Linked DNA regions of Mus musculus: regions 1, 2, 3, 4 and 6 are each linked to region 5. Evidence: chromatin loops called from intact Hi-C (ENCODE). Cell type or tissue: left cerebral cortex. All regions are shown on one strand. Region 1 has its middle 16 kb from the start of Gm42304. Region 2 has its middle 460 kb from the start of A430085M09Rik. Region 3 has its middle 7.0 kb from the start of Gm32658. Region 4 has its middle 26 kb from the start of Gm42304. Region 5 overlaps Gm32658 (a long non-coding RNA gene). Region 6 has its middle 430 kb from the start of Gm32658.

The links. Hi-C counts contacts between places; a loop is a spot of excess contacts. Peaks named below come from ENCODE experiments on the same cell type or tissue, not always from the same donor. Only the 100,000 strongest peaks of a DNase experiment are listed, where the experiment ranks them.
Region 1: a loop joins it to region 5, with 4 times the contacts of the local background. A loop is called at or near these places in 8 of 42 quality-filtered maps.
Region 2: a loop joins it to region 5, with 7 times the contacts of the local background. A loop is called at or near these places in 2 of 42 quality-filtered maps.
Region 3: it touches region 5 in a loop (12-fold over the local background); 3 of 42 quality-filtered maps call a loop at or near these places.
Region 4: a loop joins it to region 5, with 8 times the contacts of the local background. A loop is called at or near these places in 8 of 42 quality-filtered maps.
Region 6: a loop joins it to region 5, with 4 times the contacts of the local background. A loop is called at or near these places in 3 of 42 quality-filtered maps.

What each region holds. Positions count from the first base shown.
Region 1 is chr4:80,753,636-80,758,635 of GRCm38, reverse strand. No RefSeq gene overlaps it. Among named protein-coding and RNA genes, the nearest start is that of Gm42304, 16 kb to the right of the region's middle. In left cerebral cortex, no CTCF peak of the experiment used is centred here; a DNase peak (open chromatin) is centred at 2,294; H3K27ac peaks cover 1,014 bases.
Region 2 is chr4:79,050,832-79,055,831 of GRCm38, reverse strand. No RefSeq gene overlaps it. Among named protein-coding and RNA genes, the nearest start is that of A430085M09Rik, 460 kb to the right of the region's middle. In left cerebral cortex, CTCF peaks have their summits at 3,005 (motif pointing right) and 3,877; DNase peaks (open chromatin) are centred at 3,846, 4,051, 4,431, 4,975 and 2 more places; H3K27ac peaks cover 3,105 bases.
Region 3 is chr4:80,634,856-80,639,855 of GRCm38, reverse strand. No RefSeq gene overlaps it. Among named protein-coding and RNA genes, the nearest start is that of Gm32658, 7.0 kb to the right of the region's middle. In left cerebral cortex, no CTCF peak of the experiment used is centred here; DNase peaks (open chromatin) are centred at 1,277, 1,956 and 3,426; H3K27ac peaks cover 1,832 bases.
Region 4 is chr4:80,763,455-80,768,454 of GRCm38, reverse strand. No RefSeq gene overlaps it. Among named protein-coding and RNA genes, the nearest start is that of Gm42304, 26 kb to the right of the region's middle. In left cerebral cortex, a CTCF peak has its summit at 2,509 (motif pointing right); DNase peaks (open chromatin) are centred at 2,526 and 4,195; H3K27ac peaks cover 2,091 bases.
Region 5 is chr4:80,515,136-80,520,135 of GRCm38, reverse strand. It overlaps Gm32658 (a long non-coding RNA gene), which reads left to right. Exons shown (of 3, transcript XR_390670.3): 2 at 4,974-5,000. Among named protein-coding and RNA genes, the nearest start is that of Gm32658, 110 kb to the left of the region's middle. In left cerebral cortex, a CTCF peak has its summit at 2,588 (motif pointing right); DNase peaks (open chromatin) are centred at 2,271, 2,521, 3,973, 4,974 and 1 more place; H3K27ac peaks cover 2,127 bases.
Region 6 is chr4:80,199,697-80,204,696 of GRCm38, reverse strand. No RefSeq gene overlaps it. Among named protein-coding and RNA genes, the nearest start is that of Gm32658, 430 kb to the left of the region's middle. In left cerebral cortex, no CTCF peak of the experiment used is centred here; DNase peaks (open chromatin) are centred at 133, 533 and 2,247; H3K27ac peaks cover 691 bases.

The DNA.
Region 1 (5,000 bases), 240 kb before region 5:
TGGAGGCATTTTTTTTTTAAATCTCCGAGTGACTACCTGTTGATGATAAATCTAAATTAAGCCAATTTTATTTTCTAAAATTAAAATAACATCGACAAATGGCTCATTTTTCATACCTATATTTTCTTAATAACTGGCCTTTTATTTTCCTTAGGTATGCAGTAGTTAAGAAGTTTCTAATTTCATAAAACAAAAATACCAGTTATTAGTATAATGACTCCCATTTATTTTGAATTCAACAATATTTGTGAGTTTGTTTGCTGATGCAGTACTGTGTGAGTGCTGGGCCACGTTCTTGTGCTTGCTAGGCAGTCTATCGCTACATACATACAACATTCAACACTATTGTGAATTTATTTTATAATGGATCTTGGGGTCAACTCTAATTATAAAGGGATGCACAGGACATATTTAGTTCTCCAATCCTAAATTTAAAAGAATCCGGTAATAGTTACATAAATGAAAAACAAATTTACCATGAGTTGTGGAAGAAAAGAATGCGTTAGGTACAGTGAACCCAGCAACCAGATGGATGTAGAATGGGTAGGAACAAGCTGAGTGCATACTATATGTGAGTTAAAACTAAGAATACCAGTCCATTAAACAAGAGATGCATTCTGCTTTTAGGAAAATTAGTACCCATACTGAAGACATAGTTCTCATAGATACATACATGTGCAATGCTAGGCACAAGGAAATGTCAACAATCTGGTTGAGGGAAGAGCTGAAGAGAGAGCTTTTGGGAGATGATGAGTCTAGTAGCCCAAGTGAGCATCCGTGAGTCTCCTGGAGATCCGAGGAGAGACTGAGGACATAATGGGTGTAAAAGACCTACTATCACTTTGTGCTTGGCAGAGTTCACTGATAGTGATAAAGGTGTTCATGTTGGAGGAAGGAGGTGATCTGAGGGCTATTCTGTTGGGAGTTTGCCAAGGTTTGGGACACAGAATATTTGGAAAAATTATATTTCCTCTGATTGAGGTGAAATGAAATTGAGATGGTTTTGGTCAGCCAAGTGAAATCTGGTTTTAATTTTAAATGTTAGCTTCAATTGTCATGAGAAGAGTCAAATGCACATTACTATGATGATAGCAATATGGTTAGTTGTTCAGGTTTTGATGGGATGTTGGGCTCATGTGGCAATGCTGGAAGGTATGAGAGGTAGTTATATTTAGAGTCCATTTCAAACACATTGCTAGCAAAACCCTGATGCATTCAGTATGCTGTCTGACTAAAAGAATAAAATTCAATCACGATGTAGATAATTTTTTGAGTGAGTCGCTAGGTTAAAGTAGATTATTTTATCAACTTGAGAGTCAATTTTGAGAGTATCAAGAATGAAGGGTGGGAGAAATGCTTAGAGTTGCTCCTTGAAACCACCAAAACTTTAAAGGAGATGAATTTGTTGAACTTGGTAGATGAGTGAAAAGTTAGCTGAGATTGTGGGAGGAAATGAGGGCATCACTTTTCACTTTACCCATAGTTACTGAGACCAGCTATTGAACTGAGCTGAGACGTAAGTGACTCTGGCATCCACATCTTCCCACTATTGAACTCTCTGTTTTTACTGATCAGCCCAGGGATAAGAAGCATTTGTCTGTTGCCCTGTGTTTATCACTGTTAAACAAAGTAAGGCTAAACAGCACTTAAGTTCATAAACAGAGGGATTGTGGCTAATGTTGCTTGCTATTATAAAGCTGTTTCCAAATTGAACTATAGAGATGGCAACTCCTCTACAACATCACTCTAACATTTTAATGTTTGTAATAAATGATTGTATTTGATTATGTTCAAATATGCATGTAAATATTAGTATAGAAATATATATGCAAGTATTTAATAAACTATTTTTCTGTGTTCTAGTATGATGTGCTTCAGGTCATTTCTCTTTTAAAATCATTAATGAATTGCCTGAAAATGAGATAAAAAGCCATGGCTCACAAGGAGTATAATCTAATCTTGAACTCTTTATCTTTTAATCTTTTCTTTATCACTTTTGTATCACAAATTTAATGATTTACAGTGTCCAAGAAATTCTTAAAGAGCAAATTAAATCTCAAGACATACATAAGTATATATTATTTTATGAGTTCTAGTTTATATTTATCTATTCCTATCATGCTTCACAATATCTACTGCTTTGCAGAAGGAACATGATGATTTCAGTGCATTTTCGTTGTTCTGGACACATAGAGTTCAAAAGATATTCCATGTAGAAGTTCCTACACACCTTGCCTTCAGCTTTTTTACATACTTATGCTGTCTTCTGTAATTGCAGAGTGGACACTTGCTCTTATCCGGCCTGGAATATTTTTCTCCTGGATGTGCCTGTCCAACTCAATTTTATAAACTTAGCTTCTGACTACACAGTGTGCTATATATATTTCTTTTTATAGAAGTTGCTATCTTATGCTATTTCTAAACTTTCTCTTCTTATTTTTTTCTATTTCAGGAGTACTGTAGGGACAAAGAATTTTTATTTAACTCTATGTACTCTGGTATGAGTTGCAGTATTGTAAAACATGTAGTGTTTATGTAAGAGATGCTTATTGAGTGAACAAATGAATTCAATGTTGGAATATGCTACATATTGGGGAGAGTTCAACTTTGCTCACTTTAAGAAATTAGGCTGTGTCAAAAACCATTGAATAACTGTAAGATCAAGGCTTTTACATTGTTGTAGATTTGACAGTGCTTCTGTTCCTATCTTAAAATCAGGATTCACTATGTTTAGCACAATGGATTGCTGTTTGATATTATTGTCAATTTATAAAAGGGCAAGTGTCCAGTCTACAATTATAGAAGAGAACCTAGTGCAAAGCCAGGAGTGTGTGTGAAATTCCATGTTGAATATCTTTCTAACTGTGTTTGTCTAGAAAACAGAATCAGGACTAGGGCATAGACCTGCTTCACTACATGTCTTCTAAAGTACAGTGAATAATAGATACTGTAAAATGTGTCAGAAATAGATAAATACAAAAAGCAATAACAAGCAATACTCTACTAATTGTTTTCTAAGTATCCAGTTTAGGTACTACATTTTCCAGTTCTCATGTGGTTCTATTAATGTGAATACGAACAGTGTCAGCAAAGGCATGGGGAAGATTAAAAAGAACACACTCTGTAGAATATGCAGAGAATTATTCTGCTGATAACCGGCCTTAAGCCAAAGAGTCAGAAAATAAAGTTCAGAGAATTTGATTAGTGTTGGGTCAAACTAGGAGGTAGATACTGCAGGTACATGCTTGTTGACTGACTTCTTTTCCACAAGGAAGGAATTAAGATCATCATTAAAACGGAGCAATTCCCTCAACACAGGTGGAGGAACAATCCAGAAGAGTTTGGGATGCTGGGAAAAGCTCATTCCCTGGAAAGTACAGAGACGAAGAGATTGTTAATACTCCCCTGGGATGAATGGACTTGCTAAGCCGTAGTTTGTATGTGATGCAGAGACTGGGGGTTCTCATGGTTGGCATGGTTTGCTTTTCTAAATACTACATATGGTGAAATAAAGAAATGCATCAGCAGCTAGAGAGGATTCTTTATTGATTTTCTAGCTCTAGAGGCTCCCCTGGAATCTTGCCCAATTAATCTTGTCAGAGTGAATGAATAAACATAATTGATCAATGGGTAGGTTAGAGATATTCTGAACCCAAGAGAAGAGATGCAATATTTCAGAAATTCAAGCACAAAAAGATGAACCAATGTGAAGAGATAAAGTTAAATTGGGAAAATAAATTTGATACACGATTAATAGATTTTGATGGTCTTCAGAAAGGAAAAGGCAGAGGGCCAGAGAGAAGAGTCTGTGACAGCTTTACAATTTCCACTCTCCCTACGGGAACACAGGAAGAGATAGCAATGTGAGGACTGGGGAAGAAGAAGAATTGACAATGAGTGCCTTTGAGTGTGTGGAGGTCCTCAAATCTAAATTAGCAAGGGACAGTAGAAAGGACATTCAGTCTTATCTACCATTTTAGGAAGCAGTCGCATAGTTACAAGTGTAAGTTGTGACAATGGCCAACTTCAGTTTTAAAAGAGCCATTGGTTTACATGTTCTCTCTCCTCCAATCCTTCTGCCCCTTGTTAACAACACAGTCATTCACTGATTTATCCATGGTATGCACTGCTGAGACCTTTATCTTCTTAGTCACGTGGTCTTCACTGTTATGCAACAAGGCAGGTGATTCCTTCCATAAGAGAGAAAATTAACATGTTGTAGAGTCAATAACTAACAAAATAAGAAGAAGCACTTATCTAGAAAGAACAGCTGAGATGGGATTTGAATACAAGTCTCATCCATGCACAAACCATGCTCTTTTATTAGGTTCATTGTCTGGTTGAAGGCCCTTTCTTCAATCACGATAAGCACTTTACCAGAGAGGGAGGACTAATGAACAGGAATGCTTACTCTTTTCAGTAAAACTCTGTAATAAAATGATTTTGTAAGCAAATATTTTGGGCTTGACAGAGAAACAGTACTTGCTAGGTGATTTGGACTAAGAACAGAGGACGTAAAGACCTGGGAGGAAGAACTTGATGCAATGTTGTTAATCCCCTGTAGTTTGGGACTCACTGTTTCTTTGTTATCCCCCCTCCCCACTTCTTTTCTCTTATTTCTGATTTCTACATTCATATGTGGGCCTTCTGTGATTTTTCAAGATCCGTGGATCCTCTCTTTTTTTTTTAAATTTAGTTGCAGGACATTTCCACTAAAACTTAACATCGCAGACAGCATATGTACATAAGATCTACATAAGGAGAGTTTTTGCTTGAAGTGCAGGGCTCTCTGAACTCTACTCAGTGCTTTCTCTGGTTCACTGTCTCAAAGCACTCTCTGAATTTGAAAAAGCAGGCTTCTTGATCTTTCCTTCCATTCACAGTAGCTGTTCCTGCTTTGAACAAAACACATGTTTTAGTAACAGCTAGTGAACTATTGGCATTTCATTTCTTCTGGAGAATCTCTTTCTAAATATGCTCTCCACCCCCTTTGAAGTAGC
Region 2 (5,000 bases), 1.5 Mb after region 5:
CCACAGCACAGACAGAAAAGTATTAGTAATCAAGACCTTCTGTGCAATGCATTCTGTAAAACAGAACTGGGAACAATAATTGATGGGAATGTATAAAACTGTAATCTCTAAGTATGCCAGAGTATTTAGGTCACATGACAATGCTTTTCTGAAAATGATAATGCCTCATGAAAATAATATTTATGCAAGCACAAAATGTTTTCATTGCTTTTTAGAAAAGTCAACTAATTACTTTTGAAACATCTGCAAAATAAAAACTACTTTGATTTAAACTACTGATAAAGTCTATCCTCTCCATATTAATAAACTGGAATACCTGAACATCTACAAGTCATTTATGTGTTTCAAATTCCTCTGCCATGTTTAGTAATAAATATGCAATTAATTTTTCATATTGAGTGATGCCAAAACATAATCTCTCTGCAAATGAATAAGTACTACTTCTATAATGCTATATTTTCCTGTAAAGATTTTTTTCAAAGATTTACACAAAAAGTCATGTAAGCAGCTATTTCTCAAACATAACAAATGTGAGAATTTTTTAAGATCATTATCTAAATCAATGATGTCTCACACTGAAATTTTATTTTAACTAAATCTCAGGTCTGCATGCTTGAAGAGCAGCTGTTTCAACAGTTTCTGATGATCATACTGTCTGGTCATAGAGTCAGAATTTAGGTAGGAAATACACTTTCATTTCTATTATGTCCCAGCTCTACTACTAAGAATTCACAGTTAAAATGTGGATTTATTGGATCTTAACCTTGTAAGCTAGGAGCTTGATAGATGATGGTGAAGCATTGCATGGCTCTCAACACTGTAGCTGTTACACTAAGTGTCTCTGTGCCTCAGTGAATAATATTGAAGAAGGAGGTGGACAGGAAATGGCATACATATTAGGAGACAAGCTTCGGGTCAATATTTATTAGATATTTTCTTCCTTTACATTTCAAATGCTATCCCCTTTCCTAGTTTCCTCTCTGAAAGTCCCCTATACCCTTCCCCTGCCCTGCTCTCCAACCCACCCACTCCTACTTCGTGGCCCTGGTATTCCTCTGTTCTGGGACATATAATTTTAAAAATGGTTCTTCACATATTTGAATGAGCCCATAAATAAATTGATTCATAAAAATAATCTTCTTATAGTATTTCACTAAGAACTAAATGAAATTTCTCTGTAAATTCAAATTAAGATATTTTAAATGTTATTAGTCAATATAATTATACATAGACCAAATTTTTATTTCAAAACACATCAAGAAATAGTTTATGTTCATAACTTTCAATGAGTTTAAAACAGTCAATAAACCAAATAATATAAGGTAAAATATCAAGGTTATTCTTTATTTCATTGTTATGTGCTCAAGTTCCATAATTTATAAGTCCTGTCTGTTTGTTTGTTTGTTTGTTTGTTCCTATCTCTTTTTTGAGACAGGTTCTCACTATGCACCTCTATCTGACCAGGAACTCAGTATATAGATTAGGCTTGCCTTGTGTTCTTAGAGATCTGCTTGCCTCTGCCTTACTTTGATGAAATCAAAGCCATGGAATACTACTCTCTGTGTCACAATCATAACAAAATTATTTTATCCTTCAAATATAGGGTAGTATTGTATTAGTTTACCCTAGCATTTTCTTATAATATCTTAATAAGAACAAAGGAAGAAGTGAAATTCTCTGTATATTTGTCAGTGAATCATCTCTACAGAGCATCCTATTTCCCTGGGAGAAAATGCTTTTTCTAGATGACATAAACAATCATATTGCAGTTCTCTAGAACAATTATTTATATGCAAAAAAGGATCATTTTTCAGAAAATTTTTTACTTTGTCTTTTGTTACTTTTTGCATCTGAGATATGTTTTATGCAAAAAAGAAAAAAAGTGATACTGGTATAGTCTATTTGAAGAGTGGTATCCATGGTGGGTTGAGTCTAGTTAACCAACATAAGGTAAATTCCAGTGCTGTATGCTTACAATATCAGGACTTGGCTGCTACACCGGATATGGCTGTGAATTTGAAGTTAGCTTGTACTACACTGCAACACTTACCTGGACAAAAGAAAAAGAAGAAAATGAAACCCACGCAACCCAACAATGGTAAAATAAAAAACCCTGTATGTCAAAATGACATTGTTAATTTTAAACAATTGGCAATACTTTCAAGAACAAAGTGATCCAGTCAAGTTTTCTTTCCTATTGTCTTATATGTTTAGACTAATTTAATGTCATCATCTATGCTCTTCTTGAAATTCATTTCAGGCAAAGTAGAAAGTGGCTACAGTTCTACATGTTTTAGCAGATGAAGTATGTTAATTTTTTCCTTGCCACATAATCTGAAATAACTGAGACACTGTAGCATAATAAATACCTTTATTCTTAGCTATTTAGATGACCCTTGTAGTATAAGAAAAAAATATTACAAATGCAGCCTGGTTTCTGGAAATTTCTATTTGAAGGAAGAATAGAACCTATTTCTTCTTTTTTCTTCCTTTAGCGTCACAGAAGTTAAGTATAATTAGAAAGAAATGTAGACTGTATAATGAGAAATGAATCTCATGAGACAGAAATGAAAAAAAAAATATTGGTTTGCACATACTATGTGAATGAGGTCAAGAAGAGCAAGCTATCCACCAACCTGAGCTCCATAAAATAAATAAATAAATGTTTCTGTAAGAATATAAAAGAAATAAGAAGACACATATTTTTACCGCCAAGCAGGACTGCTTTTCAGAGCCTGCATCTGTTGTAAACAGACCAGACGGATATGTACAGAAATAGAAAGCTTCAGAGAAGGGGTGTGATTCACAGGCTCTGCTTTAAAAGCAGCATCAAACTTTCGTTTGCAGTAGATGGCTTGTTGAAGCAGGTGTCCTAAAGGTGCCATCCAACTGCTGAAAGTCAGCTTGTGTTTGAAAGCTTGCCAGCTTGAAGGCCATTAATTGACAAGCTGTGAACGTCCAGCATCACAGGAAAGGAAATTGTACAAAGGGTGAGTCTGAGGTTCCCCGCACCATACTCAGAGAAACAGTAGAGGGAGCTGCCAATCTTCCAAGACCAAAGTCTTGTGACATTAGCAACAGGCCTCTATAAGAATGCCATTGCACAGAAATTATTATAATGTATTTATAATTGCCATATGACAATGTATGCTAATTTTCCAAAGTACCAATTCAGAATTATGTTTTTGGAGGAAAGTTAAAAAAAGAAAAAAGAAACAAGATAACTTATTGTTTCTGAGGTTTCTTAATGGATAAAATCTGTAAGGTGGCTAAAATATGATGCTGTGGCTTTTTGCAAAGACCAATAAAGAGGGAAAAACTTCTGACAATAAACATGCCAGGCTATTTAAATTCCTTCTTGGTAAGAATTATATTTGCTTGAAATGTAGCAAAATTTCTCCTTTGCCCTTTCTACAAATGTTCCCCAGGAATAGAACAGCATTTCAAAAGTGGGTACTGGGAAATTGCAAAGAATTTGTTGCAGATTTTCCTTCATACATCAGAATAATAATTATACAACATGAGATATATTTATCCCATACCAACCTCCATACCAACTGTGACTTCAGATGTATGTAGATTGCCTCCCTTTAATTCGCTGCTAATTGTCCCAGGTGATCCTTTTGAAAACACAACAGAACAGTAAACTATACAACAGAAGAAACATGGCTATCCTAAGTTGTAAGACAGCTTCATAATAATTCAAAATACGTTATGAGAAAAGGTCATCTGTTTGTTACACAGCAACTGAATACACTGCCTTGACATAAAAGAGTGTCTGTGTCTATTGCATTTGCTGAAGAGAACCTATCCTGGTAGACAGAGGCAGAGTTGCTCTGATTTCTATGCTGTGCACAGGTCTAATTTTGACAACCCTACTGGCAGACAAAAGGAACTGGGAAAATGATTGTTCCTCCTTCCAACTACCAGTACCTGATTTTCCTTCAAAATAATTTTCTGCTTTTAACAGAATAAAATAAGGCATGGTACAAGTATACAATTATTGGCATTTATACTTACATGTATAAAAGGGAATGCTAAATAATTTGCTTCTAAAATATTCTGGTTTTAACCCATTTACATAAAAGAGGCAGTTGCCACCCTCTGCTAGTGAGGGAGATATTTCTGTAGCACTTGACTTGAAGATGCTGTTATATTTAGACATATATTCTTAATTCAAAGATACCAACCTAAATCTTTTAAACATCACATTATTTCCAGAATTAATATATTAATATGAGCATTTGCAAAACTGAAACACTATTGTTTTCTTTATCAATTTGTATTACTCTTTATTCATTCTCTCTCTCCACGTTTTCTCTCTCCCCACCATGTGTGTGTGTCTGTGTGTGTCTGTGCCTGTGTCTTTCTGTGTGTCTCTCTGTGTGTGTGTATGTGTGTGTTTGTGTGTGCCATTGCGTGCACATGTATGCCACAGAATATCTGTTAAGATCAGAGGACAAAGTCAATACTTTCTTTCCACCATTTTTCTAGGGATTAAACTCAGGCCAAAAGCCTTGTCAGCAGATGACTTCTGTCTGAGCCATCTCACCAAGGTTAAGCAGATTTAATCTGTGATATCTTTAGGATCAGAGAATTACATTAAAACATAAAGTTAATTTAGTTTTAAGAAAGTATGAATAACCCATTGTAGAGGATATTTTTGGCTGTATGTTTTGAGATACAACATTGTATTGGATTGGAGAAGTGCTAGAGGCAGTGCTGATGGCATCAATCTCTACTTAGTTTCCACTAACAGCACCCCTTTAAAAAATACTGATTTACATTTCAAGTGTTGTCCCCCTTCTTGGTCCTTCTTCCACCACATCCTCCCTCTCCTCCTCCTATAGGAAAGCGCCCCTCCCACCCATCCACCCACCCTTAACACCTTACCTCTTTGGCATTCTTGTTCTCTGGGGCATCAAGACTCCACAGGAACATCCCCTTCTACTAAGGCCAGATGAGGCAGCCCTCTGTTATATATGTATTGGAGAGTATGT
Region 3 (5,000 bases), 120 kb before region 5:
TCTAGATTGATTGACTTTGTATATAGGGAGATATCCTATATTTCAGGCTTTTGGGAGCCTCTGCAGTCAGATGTCAGAGCAGCATGCGGGTGCTCAGACATTCCAAAACAAACAACCTATTTTGCAGGCATTTTCTTTTCCTCTTTGACAGTGGTGCTCAGAAAGCTTTGCTTATACACAAGGCACAAGTATATACAAGTATTATACAGGTATTGTGTGTTGAAGTTATTATTGTTCAATAGCATATGATTACTCCTCATCGTGTTTTTAAATAATTAAAGAGAGGAATCAAAAATGAGAACTGGTGACTAAGCAAGGATTAGGATGATGACAATAATGATGTTTGATATGCTGTGGTTTTAGTCAGTATGATGAAAATGATCACATATTTGTCATTTCTCAGTTTTTCTTCTGTTGTTTTTATTTTGTGTGTAGACATATGTGTACATATATGTATATATATATATACATATGCATTTAATAATTTTATTCTGTAGCTAATATTTCATGGGTAATTACCTATCTAATTCTATTTATACACTTTAAATGTTGGTGCTTATTGATCTGTAAAATACTGTACTTTAAAATTAGTAACACTCTTATTTTCTACATTAAAACTATAATCTACAGAATTTAGAGAAAATGAAAATTCTGTGGCAAAACTATTGGTATGATTAAATTGAGTGTCACTTCACATAATAAATTGGGTTTTACTTTATTGTCTGTGAGCTTAAGGCCTATACAGTGAGTTCTAAGCTAGCCAGGTATATCTAATGAGATCCTATATAAAAATTGTGTTTGGCTCCTAGGAGTAGAATTATCTCAGAAACATGAATAATAACAAGAAGAGTACATCTTCTTCTCTCTGTTAATCTACCTCCATTAAGTCTGTCCTCTATTCAGAATTGAACATGCTAGCAGTATCTGCCAGATCTTGGTGAGTACTTCTTTTGTGATGGAGTGAGATGATTGATGCCTTATGCACAACAGATATGGACTCTCTCATCAAAACACATCCTCAGCTCTTGGAGTTCTCAAACAGTATAAAATGATGCAATTCAGGCTGGTCTCAAACTAGCAATTATCCCCCCTTTACCTCTAAAATGTTGGAATTATAAGCATGAGCCACATACTAGCTGGTTCATAATCTGCTGTTGAACTGATGGGGTAATTTTTAAGCAGTTAGCTTGGTAAAGCAAAGGAAGTGAGCATGGGTACTGTCTAAAAAAAGTGCATTCAGAATTAAATCCCAGACCAGTTCCTGCACACCCCTGCAGTGCTGAGAATAACACCTCCTGCTGCTAGACTGTGAGGAGGATATGTGGCAATCATCCCAGGAGAAGGGATTTGGTCACCTGGTCACAGTAATATGCTCAGCTTTTTTGCAGTTAGAATAGTAGTTCCTTACCAATGGTTTTAAAATTTTTTTGAATTGTTATTTAATAAGTATACAGCTATACCTATAAACAGTAATTAGATGCTTATATCTCCTACAAATGGACAATGTGTCAATTTTGAATCTTAAAAATGTCATAAGTTTTTTCTGGTAATTGATATTGACTGAGTACTAGTATGAATACCTAATTTGGGACTTGTAATGTATGCCACTGAAGGTTGTCTTCCTGTACGTTTATTAACTAATGCTTGAAAATTATTAAATATGAAATTTTCATCTGTTTATTCAGTCATTATACAGACATTTATCTCTATGTTAGGCCAATAAGCAGGTGCTGTTCTGTGGCTTGTAAAGTGTTTCAAAATGTTATGGACATATTTGTACAAAATACCTTCTATCAATATTGGAAGCCTCATTAAAATGTCTCAATTTTTTTCTTTGCTGTATTAAATTGAAGTTAGAAAGTTTCATTTTGGGATTTCTGTGTGGTAGACTTCAAAAGGATGGGGATAGAAGGAAATCGTGACAGCTTGGCTTGGATGTCTTCTACTGGAGTTGATGGCACGCTCATGCTTTAAGAAATGTGAGAGACTCATGAATCATAACTGATTAACATCGTATCTCGGAGCATGGTTCAGTGATCTCAGAGACAAGTGAAAGAGAATATGTGATCACTGTTTTAAGGTATCTATAAATCAGTTAGTTTAAAATCATTAACACAGTTGTCATGATTCCAAATTTTATAAAAAAGACTATCAATGCCATTCATGACTATGTGGAATAACACACTTTAATATATTAAATATATCCAAAATAAAACCTACAAATTTTTCTAAATTTTACATATTACATTCTAAAATTAGTTAATCTTCCTAATGATATATTAAAAATTATGCCTAAGTGGGACCATAAAAAATGAGGTTAAATCCTAGGAATATGGAGACTTTTTTTTTTTTTGGTTTGGTTTGGTTTGGTTTGGTTTAGTTTTTCGAGACAGGGTTTCTCTGTATAGCCATGGCTGTCCTGGAACTCACTTTGTAGACCAGTCTGGCCTCGAACTCAGAAATCCACCTGCCTCTGCCTCTGCCTCCCAAGTGCTGGGATTAAAGGCATGAGCCACCACGCCTGGCTATAGAGACATTTTAATCTCTTTCTCAAACTGTCAAAAATTCACAGGCATGGCCTTCTTTGGAGTCAATGCAACATAAAGCCATCAGAATGAAATCTAGAGTATCTCACCATAAGAGACATTGCCTAGGAATGAGCAAGCTATCAGCACTGTTTCAATTTCACTGTTTCACTCAGCAAATTAAGCACCGCTGCTATCAATCCTGAGGATTGTCTATATAACCGTTGAGTAAAATACATATCAAAAAGTGGAAGCTGCAATATAAATTAGTTTTTTTAGACTTGAGTACTTTATGAAACAGTATGTGTGCAATGCAAGGGAAAAATCTAAGCTTATGATATGCTCCTGAAAAAAGAAGGCATGGTAAGTCAGACCAGTAGAAAGGAATAAAATAGTCAAAATTATAACAATAAAATCAAACATTTGAAATGGATATTTCAAAAATATATTTTATCAATATATCTTGAATAGTATAAGGCCAAACTGTATAATGGCAAGTGGCTAGACTATTTAGCCATAGATTTCTACCATAGGCAGAGATCCAGTTAGATTAATGCTGTCTGTTGTACACAGCATTTTTCTATTGATGGCATCTCTTTCAGAGTATTGTCTCGCACTTCTGACCCTCTAAAATAAGACATGATTTAAACAACGTGATATTAAATTAACTGAGGAAGCTAAGTTGTACTTTGTTTTAAAAACTTAACTGTAACAAGTTTAAAAATGCTTCCTATCTTCACTATCTAAAGAGGTTGGGATTTCTCATTGCAATCTATGGGATAGTTCTTGCATCAGAAACTATTCACTGACCCACCCAAAAGACAGCTTCATACCAACTCATTTTTTTCTTAACTTAGGAAGTGTGAACTTAAAAATAGTGCAAAGAAAATCATTATGGAGAAGTCTGAATAATCTCTTCTACAAGCATTGCTGGCCTGAGTTATGGAGGAGTGACATTGTAAATCTAGTTTTGACAAAAAGCATATGGCACTGGTTTTATGAGATATCTGCTTTGAAAGATTTTTCTTTCTAATCCCTTTTAAGGCATTTTTTACTAGATAAATTACATACTTTTCTTTCTGGTCTGTTCTTCTGGTTCACTTTATGACTGTATGTTCTCCTGAGTCTAATTAGAGCATTTTAAAGTTATTGTTTTTCTCAGCAATGTGCCTTATTTTCTGATTTTTTGGGAAAACCTGAATGTAGGTCAAGGCTAAATCTGTACACACTGCTGTAATATTTAAACTGTGACATTTTTTGGAGCCCAGGTGATTAAGAACCCCTTGGAAATTATGAATGACAGAATGGGAATAGCAGAATCAACCACTTATTTGGGTTTTGGAAAAAAGATTTGCAGGATCAAGTTAGATTGCATCAATTGCAGTTCTCCCTGGGGTTGAAGTACAAACACTAAAATTAGTTTTCTCTGTGATAACTCTTGTCCAAACATGTCTGAGGAGAACAGAATTGGCTTAATTTTGAAATGGATAATTTTAGATACAATTTCTATCTCTTTAAAAATAACTAAGTACCCACTGAAAGGGGTGAGGTGTGAGCCCATAATGATTTATATTGTTAAGCATGTTTATAAGCACAGTATTATATAGTATACTTCAAATAAGTGTCTAACTAGTTATTACATGGAGTTACAGTAATATTTTTGAGGTAAATAATTGAACTTATAACTAAAGAAAGAGGAAAGAATTGAAGCCAAAATTTAAATGGAAAATAGAGAAAAGATTATCTGCAGATGATGAATGAATGCAACCATAGAGCCTGTTAATATTTTTGAAAAAAGAGAATCTCAAAATTTGAGAAGATAACGTATTGGCTTTGTAACTAAAGATGATGAAACATAGTTGAAAGAAAAAAATAAAGAGCTGTTGATCTCAACTCTCTCTCTCTCTCTCTCTCTCTCTCTCTCTCTCTCCCTCCCTCCGTCCCTCTCCCTCCCTCTCTCTCCCTCCCCACTGTACAAATACAAAGTTGCCAGTCATGGAATCATATATAGAAAAGTAACGTTATATGGACTGAGCAAAGTGTGTTTATATATTTGGAAATACGTGTGTGTGTGTGTGTGTGTGTGTGTGTGTGAGAGAGAGAGAGAGAGAGAGAGAGAGAGAGAGAGAGAGAGAGAGAGATGGAGAAACATCTGTAGAAGAATTGTGTTCTTGGATAAATCTAAATATTTCTAGCATCAAGAGCAGTACTTTATGGAATGATCATTACCACATTTCACTGTGCAAAGTGTAATTCCATAGCTTTGTTTAGTTAGAGTAAAGAAAATCTGAGTATACTCATCACACATTAGAAACTAACATGTAAACAAAGATTCATTATTTTTCATTCTTAGAAGTGACCATTTATAAATAATTTATTATAAAAGGATGCCAATTCTCCACATCATTAGGGACAGACATTGTGAGAATATCGTCTAATATGAATACAAGTTACTGACGATAAGTCCGGGAAATT
Region 4 (5,000 bases), 250 kb before region 5:
GATTGGGCCTTGTTGCTCAAGCACAGCAAATGAACGCAGGTAATCCAACACCTTAGCTATAATCAGAACCTGAAAGCATACTAAGTTAAATGCATTTAAGGAGGCCTGCTGTCATTTCAGTTTCTAAAAGTGCCCATTGCTGATGTCAAGAAAAAGTTTAAATTGGGGTTGCAATGTCCTGCTAGCTACCTAAAATTAAGATCAAACCAGTTCCATGCCTCTTTAGGCTGTTTGGCATTAGACACCACTATGAAGCTAGAATCAACCTGAAGAAACCTTTTCTTGGAGAGCTCATTGTTTTCTGCAAAAAATTTAGTGGAAAGCTCCCCAGCCCCCAGCAGCGGAAAGTCTCTCTCACTCTTACTCTTCTTGGTCCTAGCAATGGGGGTGGGAGGGGGATGAAGCTTCATTTTATTTCCTATTTTGCTTGCTGTGCCCTGCTAAGTGTGATTGCGTATAAGATCTTTACCTTTTGTTGTCCAGTGTAGGAAGGAGTTTAGGATTCAGACTCAGAGCCGAGCCGACATGGCTACTTCTTCTGTACATGCTGCAATCCAGGTCAGAGGCCATGGAAGGGAAATCAAATGATGGTGAAAGATATTTTGTTAAAAGCAACATTGTTTGCCATACATCTACTGAGCTGTTCCTGAATCTAAGGAAGAACGAGGACAATTTGTTTGCCTTGGAAATGGGCAGCTGTTCAACGTGGAGAAAGTGGAGACGCCTTACCGTGTTTGGAGACCTTGGGGCCTGACATTTTCAGGCCTCATTAATCTTCACTTAAGTTCTGTAATTCCAGAAGGCACACTAGGCCTGCTTAATTACTCAACACTGTAGAGACAGTGTCAGTTTCTTTTCTAGAGCTAATTTATACATTCTAATATTTAACCCTGCTGCCCTTTGCTTGGAGACCCACATTCTGTGGGAGACGAGAAAGCAGAATAGTTCTGATCCAAAAAGATAAGGTTTTCTCAGAGAAACTGCCACAAGGCATTCTTCTGGAACCCAGTGAACACTCACATTTACTTGGTGTCTTGATTAGGGGTTCTATTGCTGTGACAAACCCACCATGACCAAAAAAGCAAGTTAAGGAGGAAAGGGTTTATTCTGCTTACACTTCCAATCATAGTCCTTCATTGGAGAAAGTCAGGTCAGGAATTCAAGCAGAGCTGGAACCCAGAGGCAGGAGCTGATTCAGTGACCATGGAAGGGTGCTACTTGCTGGCTTGTTCCTCATGGCTTACACAGTCTGCTTTCTTATAGAACCCAGGGCCATCAGCCCACGGATGGTACCACCCTCCATGGCCTGGCCCTTTGATCACCAATGAGAGACAATATCTGACCATTGGATCTCATGGAGGCATTTTCCTTTTAATGACTCTAGCTTGTGGCAAGTTGACTTGCAAAACCAGCCAGTACACTTGGTATCTGGATTTTGTTCTTTAATTATGTCAAGAGGTTGCTCCAAAAAGAAGACCCATTGCCTATGATGAATTGCAGTTACTATTGAACTAATTTGGTTTACCTTCGATAATTGTAAAAATTGACAGTGATTCTAAAAATATTTTCACAAGTCAAATTTCCCTATCAAGTATTTGCAAGTGAAGATAGCTGATGACATTTTGAGGACATTTATACATTTACCCTGGGTTTAACATCTGCTTTCAGTAAGGAGTTAATTTGACCAGAATCAAAGCAGGCTCCACATAAGAAACCAAGACAAGATGTAATTTACTGAAGCAAGATAACACCCAACTTAAAAAACACATCCTCTATCCACTTGCAGTTTATAGAGTCCATCAAGAACACCCCAGTCTAAACATCCAGAGCTTGCTTGACCTTAATAGGAAGTTGCCCGATTTCTTTGAGAATTATGGGTCCATCTTAAAGTCCCCACACTTAGGGGACTGAGTCAGCCAAAGGGAGAGCTCAAGGACAGACTCAGGCACACAGAATTGTAGGCCAGCTGGCGCCATCCAAGACTGCTTCAACAAAACAACACAATGAGAAAAAAAAACACAACCAACCAACCATCCTAAACAAAACAACAAACAAAGCAAACAAAAAGCAACGCTGGATGTGTACTGTTGCTAGAGTACTTGCCTAGTATGTGACAAGCCCTGACTTTGATCTACTACACATACTGGGCATTCTGACACATGCCCATTATCCTAGTATTCTCCTAGGTGGAAGGAGAATCATTAGCTCGAGGTCATCCTTAGTCATATAGCAGTTCACAATCATCTTTAATTACACAATATGTTCAAGACCAGCTAGGTCTGTAAAAGAGCTTGTCGTTAAAAAAAATAGTGCTTAAAGAGCTGCACTGTAACCTGTCATTACGATTATGTATTTTACACATGCATCCATGTGGGTGTATGCACAACGCTAGCAGTTTGCCTCTGCTGGACTTTCAAACCTCTTTTTGAGATTGATGGCAGTCCTATGCAGGTTGTTCTAATTATGTCATTCATGTCAGCAAAAGACTGGCTTCAGCAGAATATCAACCATTGACCAGAAGGTGGCAGTGTCAGACCATTTTGGATTAACAAATTACAGCAGCCCTCTGATTGCACGTTAAGACATTCATGCAAGGGACTATCAGAAGGATGGCTTTAAATGATTTATTTTCTAATACAATCTTGATGAAAAATGACCTTTCAGAATAGAAGTAATAAGTTTGCTCCCATTTGGTTTAAATTGAAATACAAGGGCCACTATGCAGAAAGCTGCAGATTTTTTTGAAACTAGCAGATTTATGAGATCTAACTTTTAGGAACTCTAAAAACACACATTTAAAAGTAAAAAATTCATAGCTTTGTGCTTGGAATCTGTAAAGATACCACAAGTGCTGGTTTAAAGTCTTGAACACAGTTCTGAGCATGCAAAGAATAAAAGTAGGACCATCTGGTCATGTCACCTAAGTAAGGTTTGTAGACTTATTTAACAATAGTATTATGTACTATTTATTACTTATGTGTAGGCCACAAGAGTTCACGTGTCCCATGTATGTTCAGGTGTATGTAGATTCCCACAGAGACTACAGAAGTGGTTATCAATCTGTAGGTCAAAACCTCTTTGGAGGTCAACCAACCCTTTCACAGGAGAAACCTAAGACCATCAGAAAACCCAGATATTTACACCGTGATTCATAATAGTAGCAAAATTACAGTCAAGAAGTAGCAACAAAATAATTTTGTGGTTGGAGGTCAGCACAGCATGAGGGCTGTATTCAAGGGTCTCAGAATTAGGAAGGTTGAGAACCACTGGGCTAGAGGACCGCTGATTCCTAGAGTTACAGACTTGGTGAGCCACCTGATGTGGGTGCTAGAAACAAGACCTGGATCTGCTGCAAAATCAGTAATGATCATATTGACTAAGGTACGTCTCATTAATGATCTCTAATCCCTGAGAAACTTACTTCCAAGTGTCACTGGCAATGATGATGGGCAGAGGAAAAAAATAAGGTGGGTGATGGGACTAGCTTGGATTTGATATGGGCAGCCATGGTTCCTGCCACTGGAAAAGGGCCAACAGGGCATGGGCCTCCAGTGTCATTAGCTTTTGTGGGCACAGGGCATGTTTATATATTTACTGTCCATAGTTTTATGTTTCTCCTCCAAGGAATGTCTTTTCTATTAGCATTAATGATTACTTGATAATCAGAGACTGTACAAGTCTGGTAGGCAAAGGCATGGCTAATGTCTCAGTAAAAATGGTAAACACTAGGACATTCAGGTCAGCCCTTAAGGCTGTGGAAAAGAACTCTAAAAACATGAATTCAAAAATATATAACTTCTCAACTATGCAAAATATAAGGTTGAAATATGAATTACACGAGAGGCTTTGCAGATTTAAAGGAACAGAGGCAGCTACACTATGAGCCAGCTTGTCAGAAAGATACAAAGACAGCAATATACAAATACAGGCAGATTCCTCAGTTTAAGGTCAGCCTGGGTCAGAGTGAATTTAGGTCCAAGCATGGTTGGAAAGGTGATTCCAGGGCAGTGCCCCACCCAAGTATCACATTGTCTAAGCATGTGCTTTCTTTCTCCTCAGAATGAAGAGGCTGGGATCAGGGCATGCGGATGCATAGCACAATCAAAGGGGAAGCTGGAGCAAATGACTGGATTGATATTTAAAATACAAGACTGGGCTTATGATATGTAAGCGATGAGGCACCCAGAGACTTTTATTTTAGAATAGAAAGAAAGATCTGCTTGGAGACCTGCCACAAGCAGAACATAGAGAAAGCAGTCTGGAGATCTACAGAGAAAACAGAACACAAAGACAGTAGATAGAAAACTGTCTTGTGTAGAGCATAGGCCACTGGCTTATACCTACGATTTGACTTTGAGCCATTTCTTTTCACTGCTCCCAGGTAACCCCTTCTCCCAGAACCCCTCTCCAAGCTGAGACTGCCCCTTGGCAGGTGGAAATCAGTGCTTAATTAATCTCTGTGTGTTCTATAAGGCTTTCAAGATTCTTTTTTTTTCCAATTACAGTTTTTCTAATTATATCAGGAACGAAAAAAAAAAAAGTGAAATCAGGCAAACAACTACAAAATGAGCTATTTTGTGTTTATTTTTGTGGTTCAAGTTGACATTCTATGTCAACACTAAGAGATGCTGATGTCTGTCACTGCATCGTTGCTACAAAGCCATCCAAGGACTTCTTTTTGTTGTTGATGTTTATCTGGTTTTCTTCCGATAGCAAGAGCCAGCACTCAGAGACCTTGCATTTATCTGCTGAGCACATGGTCTGATGCTGAGCTTTCTTTCTATCCTCTTTTCATTATGTAGGATGGTTTGTCTTTACTTGAAGTGTGCCTGAGCATTAGAATTTATGAAATGACAAGCAATGCTGGAGGACTAGGTTAGTCTTTTTAGAAATATTGCCCCTCTCAGAACTAATAAGAAAGAAAAATAGAGGGCATGAGATCTCATTATAGATGGTTGTGAGACACCATGCGGTTGCTGGGATTTGAACTCAGGACCTTC
Region 5 (5,000 bases):
TGTGTGTGTGTGTGTGTGTGTGTGTGTGTTCAGTGTTAAAGTTTCTAAAAGAAAATAATACCTTCTGCCCCCACCCCCATCTCTGGTTGCATATAACTCAGGTACAACCATGATTCATACTCACAGGGGAGTTCATGTTTGAAACTATTTTTGATAGAGTTCATTGTACAAAGAAACCTGAATCTGTCAGTTGTATCACACATCTCTCTTGATCACTGTGAATATTGGCATTCTCCACAGTCAAAGGATATAATGTAATTTAAAACATAGATGTATTACCAATTTAATTGAGTCATGCTTATAAATGTTCATTCTTCCTATGCAGTGTATAGAATTCAAAGTCCTGTGACTAGTTATTTGGCTAGTTAGTTGTTGATTGTTATTCTTGGTATTGGATGTTGAAACTAAATAGCAAACCGATATATTTACCCTTCTGTGTTATTGTTCTGCAAATCTTTGCAACAGATCTTCCTTGACAAGTTCCATAATTATTATTCTTGTCATCTAAAGATGTAGTATATTATAATTTTTCATCCAGTTGTTCCTTTGTTAATATAGCTCGGTAACCCTTCAAAGGATCATCTTTAATGTGCATCTAAGATTTAGATGTCTAGACTTAATATCAGATGTCAAAGAAAAAATGGGAATGTCCAGTTGCTGCTAAGGCAAAAGCTCTCTGAAGAGACACAACTCACAGAAGTTAGGAGAAATGCTAACCAAAACATCTTTAAAGGTGCATATCTGTAACTTTGCAGAATCAATACGTATTTGAGAAGAGATAGAAAAGTTTGCAATTTTGTGACATGATTGAAAATGGATGCTGCCACAACACATTTCTGTGGTCTAGAAACTTTCCAAGACATTAAATGTTTTCTGTTCAGTATAGAGATCACGATGGTTGAGGAAAAAGAAATAAAAAACAATTAAAACAAACAAAATGGTTTTAATTAAGGAATAAATGAGTGTTTCAAAGGTTAAAACTTACATTGCACTTTGTAAATTCATGGATTCTGAGAAGATACTACTGGTGCTTTTGTGTATCACTGCCTTAACTTACATAGGTTTTTATTTTAGGCTATATCTGTTCCATCCCTTAAATGTTCTTATTACATGGTAGACATTCAGTACACTGTGTCTAACAATCGTTTGTATGTTTCAGAACAAATTTGGTTCTCATTTTCTTGTAAGGCAAGAGGAACATCAGCCAAGAGCAACTCTGGAAAATTCATGAGTTGGTGTGAATAGTGCCATTCTCCTGAATGTTTCTGAATAAAGGATTTTATTACAGCACATTCCACCTGAATCCCTGCTCCTTCTGTACCAAGCCAGCCATTGCTACAGAAAACTGTGTTGTTAAGGTGTTAAGACATCTGGTTCCAGTCAGTCCCTTCCTCTGCCACACTTGGTTCTCTCCTGGGATTCAATAAAGCTAAGTGCCTGGTGCCTCAGAATCTTTTGTCTTGTTCCTCTGGTAGGGATAATTGCTTGGGGACAAAGGAGGAAAGAGCATGTAATTTCTCACCATTGCTTGAAAATTAGATGCCAACAGCTGACTGAAATCTTGTGAACAATTTTATTTGAAAGCGATGATATCAGTTACCTGTTATATGCTTAAAAGATGCTATTACAAAGACAAAAGTTTTTACTGTTTGAATGTTTATGGTTTTTCAATAAAAGCCTAATTTAAAAAAAAACTAAAGAGACACAGCATTTTCTACACAAAATCATTCTATTGAACAGTAAAGGGTTATTTGCTTTCCCTATTTTTTTTATGGCTACATTGTATGCTGCATTTTATTTATCTGCCTGAACAGAAGGAGTATGGCTGAAATGTTGCATTGAGCCTTTCTTCCAGAAATAAATGTAATGCTGTTTTAGGAGTCATTAAAACAACTTGGCTAGACCTCAAGTTTGAAACCTTTTGACCTACAGTGATGTCATTGCTGGACTTCTTTACTGGTCTTCGTAACGATCAGCAACCTAGGTAGCAAAATATCCTAGGGCTAGGCTGAGCCACTGACTTGCCCAGTAGTTGTTGGGAAAGGCGGTTGCTGATCAGGAGATGCAATGCAGTGTTTTTCAGGCTCTATTAATAGACGAGTGCACAAATTTCACTTAACTACCACTGCTTAGATAGCTCTTTATAATATATTGCTAATTTCATCTTGGCACATTAGCATTATAAGCCTCAAGTTTCTTCTTTAAAAATGTGCTCCCCATCTGCTTCTGCTGTATTTTTGTACAGACATTGCTTCTAAAAGCAGAGGAGTGCTTTTCCTGATTCAAGAAGGTTCACTTAGAGAGAGTAGGAAAACTGAGGCACTCATGTGAATCCCTGAGTTGAAGCACACAGGTTTAGGGTGAGAAGTACTCAAGAGCAAATGACATGGTAAGCTCACTGTCTCAGCCAGCCTCCATGGTAGGTTCACTGAACCCCAGTGCAAACGGTAAATAGTCACATATTCGTCTGAGCCATGGAGGGGATTCTATTTCAAGAACGTCGACCTCATTCTACCATAATCCCTTGCTGCACTGTGCTGAGATCTCAAAGGGACATTGGTCTGACGCCTTCAGGGTATTTTTATTGCTGACACCAGATGGCGCTCGTACATTTTAAATTTTGCTTTGATCGGTCCTGTTTAAAATTTTAGCCACTTTTCAGGAAGATTTTGCTCAAAAGATTAAAGGTCACATATGTGTTCTTTCATGTAAAATCTAATAGAAAACTTTCATCTGTTCTTTAAGAGGCCTCGCCCCCTTTCATACACACAAACATTCACTGGAAAGTATTGTTGGTGAATATTGATTATTGTAGGAATGATTGAGGAAAGCCCACAACCACCTGTGTCTAATCATGTAGAAATTCAATTCGTTTAAAAATCGCTTTAATTTTAAAAATCAATCTTAGTCCGGATTTCATCGTTCTGTTTTATACTCTTGAGGGGCGGGGCACCATAAGAAACTAAGAATTACGTTTATCCATCATCACAGAAAACTGTGTGCAAATGAATTATCTGTGGAGCCTCAGGGACACCTGAGTTTTTCCTCTTACAATCTCGCTTGTTCTGCTTCATTCTTGCATTCCCAGATCAGTGTCTCTTTATTCCACTTAAACCTTCAAACGGATAATGGCATAAAATTAGACTCTGATTACAAGAGCAGCAATTGGGGCTGCTTTGCCCAGCCCCCTTCCTCTTCCTGTGAACAGATTACTTGTGAGAGAAAGGGCAGTTGTGAATTTGTTTTCTTTCCTGTGACTTTATTTGTACTGGATTTTTGCTTGCTGGCCTTGAACCTAGTTCTAAGAAGATCTATTTTTTCTGAGACTTTTAGTTTATTAATGATCTTTAAGATTTTACTGAGTTTTGTAAGACATTGTCCTCATTGCCTTGTGTATCTCTGAAAAACTGACATTTTTTTTTTAATTGGGAATATCCTTTGCTGACTTTAATTTTTTTTTTTTATTATTTATCTCTGTCCTTTGGTAGAAAGTGATGAGGGGAAAAACGTGAAATTACTAAATGTGATTTACAGAAAAGAGGCAATGATTATGTCCTTTATAATTAAGTTGACGAGAAGAGTGAAGAGGGTTTTAAAAACCCTATCTATCCCCAGTGCTAATATGCAAATTGCTCCTCGAAATATAATGAGCACCTTATCTAGTTCATGATATTTCATTTTGAAACTAACATTTTCCCCTCTTAATAGTCCAGAGGGTTATTGACCAAAGCGCATTGATTGACTCTGTTATGCTAATAGTAGCACAAAGAATGCCATAATGGGCTTAGCACCCCAGGCTGCTGCAGAATTTTGATCCTGTCCTTTCCAGAGGAATCTATACAGTCTTTGCAAATAATCCCACATAAGCCACCCAAAAATGTTTTCTTTTGTAAGGGCTTCTTTCTTGGCAGCTCTCCTCTGATTCATTTCAGCAGAATTAAGCTTAAAATTTTCAAAAGGCTTGTTGAAAATTTATCAAGATTAGAGAAACATTAGAGCAGAGAGGGAGCTTTGAGCATTGTTTACAAGTGTCAAAACAAGAGGTCTTTGCTGAGGTCAGTCCCCAAGTCATTCACTGAGCTTAAAGGCCTCTGTCAGCACAGGTTTTCCAGGTGGTGGGGGCTTGTTATGTGGTTTTGTGTGATAAGGTACCAGAGAAGAGAGAATGGCACTATTAGGAGGTATGGCCTTGTTGGAGTAGGTGTGTCGCTATGGGTATGGACTTTAAGACCCCCATTTTAGCTGCCTGAAGTCAGTATTCTGCTAGCAGCCTTCAGATGAAGAAGTAGAACTTTCAGCTCCTCCTGCACCATGCCTGCCTGGATGCTGCCATCTTCCTGCCTTGACTATAATGTAATGAACCTAGACCCAATTTAAGTGTTGCCCTTGTAAGAGTTGCCTTGGTCATAGTGTGCATTCACAGCAGTAAAACTCTAACTAATACTTTTGTGTTCAAATTAGGGCTCACGTCCAGACAAACCACACTGGGCCAATACAGTTCCATTTGGGAATTATTGTGGGGGGAGGGGGCAAAGGTGACAAGGAAGACAAGCGGGAAAGAAAGAGAGAGGTAGAGGGGTCTGCCTTTTATTTGGGTTGCAACATAGCTGCTTGAAGGTAAAAGTGGGAGGTAAGCCAAGTAGAATCTGGGAAATGTATGGTGGTAGCCATGGCAACAGATGTGAGGGTCTCTGTCACCTATATGTGAGATGTCACTGGGTTCAGTGACAATCTACCAACAAAGACAGAAGTTAAAACCCTATGTAAGACACCCTTCCTGAGCAACATGAAATCAGCTGCAGACTAGGATTAGCAGCTGGGTAGTGGATGCCTTCTGTGTCTGAACATCTGGACTAACGCTGAGAGAGCCCAGGTCTTCTGCCCCTAAGGCTCTTCTCTCTTTAAAACAGGCATGGGTTGTGCAGTGACTACCTCATTCAAAATCATCCAATGCCTTTTCAATTGTATTCCAGGGTTTCCATGGAGATGATTTCCTCTCA
Region 6 (5,000 bases), 320 kb after region 5:
TATGGGAGAAAAGAGTAGAAGTAGAGAACCCTGACGCTTCCGCATAATGCCTTCATGAGGTTTGGCTCATGAACACTAACATTCTTCACAGAAATGCGCTAATGATTTCCTGGAGTTTCTGTTGCTTTCAAGCTTTCCTAAGCAGAACAGTAAAAATAGATACGTCTCAGACTAATTTTTTTTTTAATAGAAACCCATCTGCTCTTCTTTCTTAGGAAAGGACGGTTGGTAGGAAATTACACATAGAAAAAAAAATCCCTGCCAAAAGATCTCATGACATTACCTTTCAGGAAATGTATAAAAGGATTTCAAAAACAAGAATGGACTACTATCTTTCTTCAATGACACACTGCTTTCTCTTACAGTTACCATATCAAGGACGATATTTTAGAGGCTGAATTCTGACTCTTTGCAATAACATCACATAACATTTTAAGGCTGGCCTGACATCCTGCAGCTATTTTCCTTTTTCTCCAGTAGAGATGTGAAGGCAGTGGCAGCATCGCGCCCTCTTATTGGCTGCCTTTGAGCATGGGCTACAGCAGTTTCCTACAGAGCTTGACAAAGGAGAAAGGTTGGCAATGAGCAGAGCCTCTGGCATGTGAAAAACAGAAAGAAACATATATGGTTCAGAAATAGCAACGGCTCGCCTGCCAAACCAGCCCTGTGGTGTTCATGCTTCTGCATTACCGGCCTGCCTGCCTCTGAACTCAAAGCAGAGGGGAAATCAGTGGAGCTCTTTCCGTTTTTCAGCAGATTTAAGCTCTTTCCTCTGAATGCCTGTTAATAGAAAAACCATGACCTTCATATCTTTGCAAAAAAAAAAAATGATGCTTCATAGATTTTCTCATTTAATAGAGTCTTCTATGCCCTTGCATATCAAAACAATTTTTAAAAACTTTAAGAAACAGGAAATTAGACTGAAATGTAAGTGTTGATTTTTATATTCTTGGAATGATGAGCATGAAAAATATTGAGCAATACAAATGAATTTTAAGGTACATACTTTATGCTATATGCTTACTTTAAGAATAGTAATATAGTACTGTGTAGCATATATTATTTTTACACTAATGAGGACACTGTTGAATTAAACTATTGAAGGATATACAGACCAACTATTATAAATGGTGAATTTAGGCTCTTCATGAAAACCTACTTTATTATTAAATACAGTCCTTATATATTGTTTCAAAAAATAATTATAGCCAGGCAGTGGTGCTACTTGCCTTTAATCTTAACACTCTGGAGGCAGAGGGAGCTAGGTGGCTGAGTTTAAAGCTAGCCTGATCTGTAGAACGAGTTCTAGGACAACCAGGGATACACAGAAAAACCTTATCTCAACCTTCCCCTACAAAAAAAAGCACATTTATATTTATTTTATGTTTTCATTACCCACTATCTCTTTGGTGTGTGTGTTTGTGTGTGTCTGTGTGTCTGTGTCTATGTCTGGGTGTGTGTATTTCGATATGCATGAGTGTGATGGTCAGGGAACAACTTAGACGAGTTGGTTCTCTCTGTCTACCATGTGTACTCTGGCAATAGAACTCAGGCCATGAACCTTACTGTCAAGTTTTTCTTCCTGATGAGCCATCACTCTGTTCTTCTACTATATACTTTGCTGTCTAAAACTTACTGCAGTAAGCAGTATGAATCATTTAATGCCTATGTATTATTACATACCAGTGTCAATACAAAGACAATTTACCTTCCATGAGATGAGTCTGAACAATACCTCTATAATAAGAGACATTTTAAAGAATATCCAAGTCTACATTTTCAACAGAAATCTTCAGAAATGGTAAGTTACACTGGTCTTCAGGGAATATGGCAGATAGTGAGCCACTTTTAATATGTGTCCTGGCACAAAACCCTTGGCAGGAGTATTGCAATATTTTACCCATCACATTTTGCTTTCTCTTTATCATTCCCAGAATCCTTCACATTAAAAAGGAACAATTAAGGAAATCAAACAGAGCAAGATTAGAAGATGGTGACAAATAAACAGATAAAAAAAATCTAAAGGCACCAAATTTAGAAATACATATCCGGGTCCCTAAGTAAAAGCCTGTTTTCATCTGAAGGCAAAGACAATAAAGACCAAGCAATTGTGACATCAGAATTAGCAGGACAGGACTGCTTGCAAAGGAAACAGAAGGGAGGGAACCTTGGAAAGAACTTTCACACTTTTGCTTCTTGTTTTCCTAGCAACAGAGTGAATGCAGCTTCAACTGCCAAACCTTGCTTCATTTGAGTGAAAGCCCAGCTCTAAGAAAATTGCTTTTAGGTTCCACTAATTGCTTGGCAGTGCAGGCACACACAAATAGATCAAGTCTTTTGTGCTCCTGGAATGCGTCTAATTGTATGCATATGATGGATCTCCTTCATTTTCTGCTTCTAGATACACAGGTATCACAGTCAAACTATGATAATTATTTTTGGTATTCTTTGCCACTTGTTTGTTTTGGTTTCTCTCGCCCAGTGTCCTGCTATGTGGTTTTAAGTCATACCTACCTAGTCTCTTTTATTGCCAGCAGAATGGTCTGAGAAGCCCTCCTGTGATGCTAATGACCTTTAGTGGCCATAGTGTTGACTGTTTTTTTACTTCTGGATTCCTAAAAATGTCCCTTGCTTGTTAAGTATTATTTTGGCCTTCACATGAAAATAGGCTTTTACTTAGGGACCTGAATATGTAGTTCTAAATTTGATGCCATTAGATTTTGTATCTGTTTTTTTTTTTTTTCACCATACTATAATCTGCTCTATTTGATTTCCTTAACTGTACCTTTTTAATGTGGAGGATTCTGAGAATAATAAATAGAAAGCAAAAGAGCTATTTCCATATGTGACATTAAATATGTGAACTCAGAAGCACATGTCTTGTGAAAATGGTGTATCAGATATGCTATAAGGGCTCCTAAAAGTCAGCCAAATGCTGCCATTTTGTTTAACGACTTTCATATTAAGTTATATGACTGGATTTATTCCATCTCTAAGTTTCTTATTTCCTCTTCACTTATACATTCATTCCTTTATTCTTGCTTTTATTCTGCACTAAAATTTAAGCATTCCTTTTATTTTCCTATTTAATTTTCACTGCTTATTTTATTTATATTCCAACCTAAACTGTCTTCTCTCAGTATAATTATTTTCTTCAGAAAAATAGTGATGATCCTTAAATTTATTGTTGCATTATTATTCCTGAGGATATGTGAACAGACATCTTTTTCATAACAGTTAGCAACCTGTTAACAGACCAAGGAAATACTTCCATTCAAGTCCATTTTGTAAAGATATGAAGGGCATTACTGGCTGAAAATCAGGTTCATCCTCCAAAGGTATTTCCACAGCATTTGTCATGACTCACAAAGATAAAACCACTGCCATCCCCGCAATCAATATTCAATGCCCTCCAAACTCACACATGCCCACAATGTCTGGATAAGGGGCAAGTGAGAATGGATGAGAGGAATTGAAAAGAAGTATCTCCTCTTCTGTTATGTAATGACAATGCTTTCATTACTATGCTCATAGTTCTAGCAATTGGTGTGCAGTTTTGTTTAATTCATTGCTATGATTTTAGGGCAAAATTCTTCTGTAGGTTAGCATAACACTGTTCCACGTTGACCATTGTTATGCTATGCCTAGAGAAAATAGCAATGCCCTCATTGTCCATACACATGGATACATATGTATACACACACACACACACACACACACACACACATATATATATATATATATATATATATATATATATATATATATATATAATTTGAATAGAAGCCCAGGCTCCACCATTATGAAAATGTCTCATCTAGGACTCTAGGACAGTTATTTCTAGTCACCAATTTACAATTTGGTGCCTAAAAATACTTATATCTAAACTTTATAGACATAAAAACCATATTTCTTTTCAAATATTAGGTTCTTTTGTGTTCTACATAATAGAAACATGTGATGTGCTATATATATATATGAAGTAACCTACGTTTTTATGTTGTAGACACATACTCACATCCATATCATCTCTTTTCCAACCATTTTCCACTAACTTCAATTCAATCATGCTAACAGTAGGGTTACATTGAAGCACTGGGTACAATTTAAATGATGGGAGTTAGTACTAAGATTTTAAGATGTAAGTGGTCCTACTGTCATATCATTTGCCAGGTGATGAATAATATCCATAAAAAGAAAGAAAAGAAACAAATAGTGTAGTATATTCTAATCATAGTTAGAAAGGACACATGTGGGTGACAACCAAAATATGGACACTATGACCAAAAGCCAGCGAGAGTCATTTCTTCCACTTTTAATTCTGAAGTTCTAAATCATAGCCTCTTGACTGAAATTAACAGTCTATGCAGTGTACTTGAACTTTAACAAAATAGATCATGAGTGTTCCTTTGACAAGGAGGTAATTGTCTAGAGAGATGGCTCACTAGAGGTGCTTCTGTATGGACAACCTGGATTTGATCCCTGAAACCCTTAATGTGGTAAAAAATTACTTCAAGAGTACTCACATGTTCATATGTACATAATAGCATGTATATTCCTGCACATACACACAAAGAGGTACATACTCCCTTTCACACATATATAGTGAAAATACAAAGACTTATAATTCTGTGAAGTGCTAGATATAATAATAACTTCATTTATGGTTGTAATGTCATAATACATACTAATTTTACAATATCTATTATAAGCTTACATGTATAGACTACTTATTTCTCAAGTAAAGATGAGAAAAATTAAGGATAAATCATTTCAAAGACAAAAGAAAACTCAATGTATTATTTATTTTACTTTGTAATGGTAAATGAGAATTTCTTTAATCAAGTTACATCAATAAATAGGTAAAGAAAATGGAGAAGCTATATATACAGGAATCTATTAGGAGGAAAACTTATGGTCAGAAAGAACATCGCTAGTTCCGGCAGAAATTTATACTTAGAGTATCTACAAAATATTAAAATGGTTCATCTATTTAGAAT